Linked DNA regions of Homo sapiens: region 1 is linked to region 2. Evidence: chromatin contacts called from ENCODE Hi-C data. All regions are on one chromosome and are shown on one strand. The core of a region is the stretch at or near the end of the contact, and the rest is flanking DNA. Distances in the headings are between cores, read along the strand shown.

What was found. Hi-C counts contacts between places; a loop is a spot of excess contacts on that map. Pooled maps may share reads with other maps.
Region 1: a map of endothelial cell of umbilical vein shows a loop between it and region 2 (3-fold over the local background). The contact joins the promoter of LINC02535 here to the promoter of TBX18 in region 2. A Hi-C loop is called at or near these places in 1 of 168 maps with a recorded cell type or tissue (endothelial cell of umbilical vein) and 1 of 50 pooled maps.

Annotation. Positions count from the first base shown.
Region 1 is chr6:85,403,506-85,406,205 of GRCh38, reverse strand. LINC02535 (long intergenic non-protein coding RNA 2535) reads left to right here and starts at 1,404. Exons shown (of 4, transcript NR_134633.1): 1 at 1,404-1,529; 2 at 1,832-1,951. RefSeq lists an enhancer at 2,285-2,700.
Region 2 is chr6:84,763,320-84,766,019 of GRCh38, reverse strand. It overlaps TBX18 (T-box transcription factor 18), which reads left to right and starts at 1,422. Exons shown (of 8, transcript NM_001080508.3): 1 at 1,422-2,130. The coding sequence starts at 1,839. The region is part of intron 1 of LOC124901353 (a long non-coding RNA gene); the gene reads right to left. RefSeq lists enhancers at 1,215-1,509, 1,521-2,104, 2,105-2,689.

The DNA.
Region 1 (2,700 bases), core at 155-2,654, 640 kb before region 2:
CTATTACACAAAAAAGCCCAAAGTTTCTATTTAATTTTGATCCCAAATTAAAAAGAGGTAGGCTAGGCTTTGCACAATAAACAGGCATTGTTTTAGAATTAAAAAGGAACAACATAGAAAAAAAGGTCTGAGCAAGAAGGGCCCAGGCTTGGGTTTTCCCCTTAGTACATTTTTATCAGCATTCTAGCCAGGATGAGATTAGGAAGTTGTCACCGGGGCTCTTTGGAAGTGATGAAGCTCCAGATGACATGGGACATGCTGAAGGTGGTTCCTAAGCTGGGTTTCGATCTAGAGTAGGGGGAGAATGAGGATGGGGCATGGCTCATGTGTGTGTAGGCTGTAACCCTCTGAGGGGAGAGGAGCCCTACCTGGCTCGCTACAGGGTGCTCCCTGCCTCTCAGAGGCACCCTGGGTCAGTGGTGCTGTGAGGTGCATTTTCATATTCCCCACAAAGGGGCTGAATGGGCTGGTGGTTTCTCTGTGAAGGAGTTTCTTGCTGAAGAGAACAAGTGGATAAAGTTGTGTTGGAGTGGGCAGTTCAGGTGGAGAAAGGCCAGAAAGCAGGAGGGATTTTGGAGGTTGTCTGCACAGAGCAGGGCTTCCCCAGCCCCCAGATTTCCCCAAGTCAGAATCAGGGTTGGCCCACAGAGGAGACATTGTCTGGTTAGAGTTGGGGCAGTTGTCCATCCTGGACTTTGCACAGGCATATCAAGTATTAACTTATTAAAACAAACACGCCCTTAGAAAAAGGAAGTTTTCAAACGTTAAACCACTTGGCTTTTAGCCTCACCTTTCTTCTGATTTGAGGCAAAGATGTGTGTGGTTTTTCCCTTAACAATAACTGATGTTTGTTTTTCTCTGCAAAGCTTTGTGGCTCCCCAGATCAGCTCTGTTTATTTTGAATTCATAGCCACAAGCTTGAATTGGACTGAAAAAACATTGAGTGCAATGACATTTTATAAATTAGCATCTGGAGGGATGTATTGTTTTATCTTAGAGAAACAAATGAAATTTCCTCTTGTAACTTGGTGTGAGTTTTCTCTGTGCCCAATCAAGACTGACACCTGTGATTCCCTTCCATCAACTCGGAAGCACAAATGAGCTCCTGTGTTCTGGTTTCTGAGAGCCCTTCAGCTAGGTTTGCAGTAAGATCTCTCTGGGCTGATACAAGCAAAAGACAGAGTGAAGTAACTGAGTTTATAGGATCCACTCAGATTATACTGTGACTCAGCTTCATTGCCCATCATTTTTAGGTCTAAGATTCATACAAATTCCGGAAGATTGAATGAAAATCCTGCCTCCGTCTGGGAGTATTATTTATTTGCATAGCATAGACAGGCCTCACACCCGATTTCCTGAAGCACTGCCAGCCAGCTTGACTCACCGCCCCCACAGTGATGCCCGATTCTTCCATCAAGGCTGGAACACAGGAGCAAATAGCTTGAACATACAAGGATTATATTGTTCCTTCTCTTAAAGTTACCTCTGTCATGCGCGTCCGTGTGAAGATACCACCAAACAGGCTTTGTGTGAGCAACAAGACTGTTTATTTCACTTGGGTGCAGGCGGGCTGAGTCCGAAAAGAGAGTCAGCCAAGTGTGGGATTATCATCAGTTCTTACATGTTTGGGGATAGGCGGTGGAGTTAGGAGCAATGTTTTGTGGGCAGGGGGTGGATCTCACAAAGTACATTCTCAAGCATGGGGAGAATTACAAAGAACTTTCTTAAGGGTGGGGGAGATTACAAAGTACATTGGTCAGTTAGGGTGGGGCAGAAACAAATCACAGTGGTGGAATGTCATCAGTTAAGGCTATTTTCACTTCTTTTGTAGATCTTCAGTTGCTTCAGGCCATCTGGATGTATACGTCAGGTCACAGGGGATATGATGGCTTAGCTTGGGCTCAGAGGCCTGACAACCTCCAGATTCAGAGTTCTTAACCTCTTTTTCCTGGTACATTGATAAAAGGTGCTCTAAGGACACACAGCCTCTCTTTGTTAGGTCCCTATTATCTTTCTTTTAAAACAAAAGTGGTTTAAGGGTAACATAAGCCATGCTATTTCCTAAAGCTGGGTCCCCCCCTGCTTTGACTTCTTTGACTTCATTCACCAGCCTTAGAAGTGGTCCGCAAGATTCATTCATTTAGGCAATAGCACGTGTGTCAAAACCGTGGAGTAAGGGCTTTACATTAAGCTGATTTGCCTTTTACCTGGACAAACACCTGAGCACCAACATTACCCACCTTGAATACTAATTCATAACATAATTCATAAACAAGGTCATACCTGTTTAAAGGCTTTAAGTGTTCATTTCAAAGCCACATACAACCAGGGAGTCAGCTGAACTAACTTCATGTCTTAAGACATTCCAGAGTGCTAATTTACATACCCAGTGGTATTTCCTGAGGATGTGATTCACTCATACCCAGCAGAGAGGGAAAGAGTAACATTTGAAAACATACTTAATGAAGGGTGGGTAAAACTCTATTCTTTCTGGCAAACAGTCTTATGGTGTGAAGTGGATATTTTTACCATTTCTCTTTGTGCCAAGAGATAGAGATGATGTTTTAGGGGCTGCAACTGGAGGTGTGAGAATAGCTTGTTCCTGCCCAGGCTGAGACTTTGAGGAAAGCAGAGACTTGCTGTTCAGTGAAGTCAGGGAGGCAGGCTCTTTTTGGAGTTGGAGATGTACATTCCTTGAAT
Region 2 (2,700 bases), core at 173-2,672:
GAAAAAATTCCTTTGTCATATATATATATATATATATACACACACACACATATGGAGACAGAGAGAGAGACAGAGACGGAGTCTTGCTGCGTCGCCAGGCTGGAGTACAGTAGCGCGATCTGGGCTCACTGCAACCTCCGCCTCCCGAGTTCAAGCGATTCTCCTGCCTCAGCCTCCCGAGTAGCTGGGACTACAGGCGTGCACCACCACGCCCAGCTACTATTTGTATTTATTTATTTATTTAGTAGAGACGGGGGTTTCACCATGTTGGCCAGGATGGTCTCGATCTCTTGACCTCGTGATCCGCCCGCGTAGGCCTCTCAAAGTGCTGGGAATACAGGCGTGAGCCACCGCGCCCGGCCTGCCGTGTATTTTATACAAAAGATGGAGTAATATGCACGATTAATTTTATTCCACAAGAGATTTGCTCTATTTATACCAAACATATATATATATATTTGTTAATCCTAACAAAAAGTCGAGTTGAAACTACAAAACAAATTGTACAAATATATATGTTTGGTGTCATTTAATTAAAAAGCACTGATTTTATTAAATTTGTTTTAAATACATCAATGGACTCCTTAAAAGCCTGAAGTAACGATTGTAAATTGTCAACAGTAGGACAAATATAAACTTACTTAAATCACAGAGAAGTTTTTCAAATGGGGAATTTTATTGCGTCTTCATACTTATTTCATTTTGCGAAGTTTTAAGGGGTTTTAAAGTTGTCCATATCGTTAAAGACGTACAGAATGAAAATCCCATGACCTACGTTTTAAAATAACTACCACTCTTTGAAAGAAAAGGTGGGCTGCGGAAAGGGCGTGCTTTTTCTGACATTTATATGACGGACTGAGCGTTAACGTAACATTTTGCACTCCTAAAGGATTTACATATTTCTTAACCTGGTATCCCCTAAGAAAAAAATCACGGAGTAAAGTTTAAATAAGCCTAAGCCATATCTGGCGCAGACTGAGTGCAGGAACATTTAAATGAGAAAGGAGGGGCCTGCGAATTCTTCCCAGCTTCCCAATATTCTGAGTTGTAGCAACATTAAGCGATACGGAAGTGGGACGGCAATTTACGGAACCTTGAAAGATTCCTGATTTTCTAACTTGTTGAACGTCTAGTTTAAAGCCGGGAACTTCCGCCTTTCCAGGTCCTGGTGAGGAAAGCTGGAGACTACGGGGCTGGACTCAGCTACGGACGTCAGAGAGACAGAGTTCAGCGTCCGTGTGGCTGGCACATCCAAGCCAGACAGCGGCGCTTTTCACTCCTGGTTTTTCGCTACCTTGTAAGGAAGTGGGCGCGGGCTGCGCGGAGTCGGCGCCTCCTGATTGGCCGGCCGTCTGGGTGATGGACAGGGACCCGGGCTCCGCCCCCGCCGCTTTATTGACACTAATGAGCAAGTTCTTCCCACCGCTCTCCTGCCTGGAAGTGCTGACAGATCAAGGCAACAAATTTCAATTACAATCCCTAATTTGTGTCCACAGAGTGTTTTTTACCCATGTTAGTCCTCTCTGGCGCATCAGTTGAGGCAGACCTCGGAGCAGCAGGAGGAGGTGGAAGGGGTGGGAGCAAAGGAGTGCATCAGTGAGAGAGCGCGCGAGAGAGACCCAGGAAAGGAGACTTGGCCGGCGCGTCGCCGGTTCCTGGATCCCAACACAAGCGAGAAAGCGGAAACGCCAAATCTGTTTTTTGCCCGCGGTGGGGAAGGGGGCAGATCTCGGGAGGCCCCGAGAGCCTTTTAGTTTTTGGTGGGGGAAGAGCGAGAGCGCGCGTGTGCCCGCGTGAGTGTATATGAGAGAGGGGCGGGCGGGCGCGGGGCGGGGGGGATGGCCGAGAAGCGAAGGGGCTCGCCGTGCAGCATGCTAAGCCTCAAGGCGCACGCTTTCTCGGTGGAGGCGCTGATCGGCGCCGAGAAGCAGCAACAGCTTCAGAAGAAGCGGCGAAAACTGGGCGCCGAAGAGGCGGCGGGGGCCGTGGACGACGGAGGCTGCAGCCGCGGCGGCGGCGCGGGCGAAAAGGGTTCTTCTGAGGGAGACGAAGGCGCTGCGCTCCCGCCGCCGGCTGGGGCGACGTCTGGGCCGGCTCGGAGTGGCGCAGACCTGGAGCGCGGAGCCGCGGGTGAGTGGGCCCCTTCCTGCCTATAACTTCTCTCCGGCGCGAACCTGAACTTCTGCGAGTCTGTGGGTGTGCGTGCGCGCCGCGTCCCTACATGGCCAAGGCCACTCAGCCACTAGCGCATTGGCCGTGTCAGTCGCAAAGCTCGCCGCGCAACCTGGTCACCCTCCAGACGGTTCAGATACTGCTTCCAGGCTCGCCTCGCGGGCGGCCGCCGCCCACTCGGCGACCCGCGCCTTCGGCCGCGGCTGTTTGCTGCGCCTAGCGGTGCAGCTCTGTGCTTCCTGCATCTGCCTCCCTTGGGGTTCCAGCCAATGGGTGCTCTTTTTTGTTTCCTAACTTTTAAAAGCACAGGGCGGGGAGGAGGGGAGCGACGGCATACCCCACCCTGAAACCGGAACGAATGCCCTAAACCGTTTGTGCAAACCAGGAAGAGGGCGGCATATTTGGAAACTTGGTTTCCCGAAGGGTAGTTGAGCGGTTCCCTTCCCTTCTCCTCTTGATTTCTCTGCCAAGGCCGACGGCGACCGCGGGCTTGCTTTTCACACTTTTCTCTGCTGGGCTGGAAGCGCA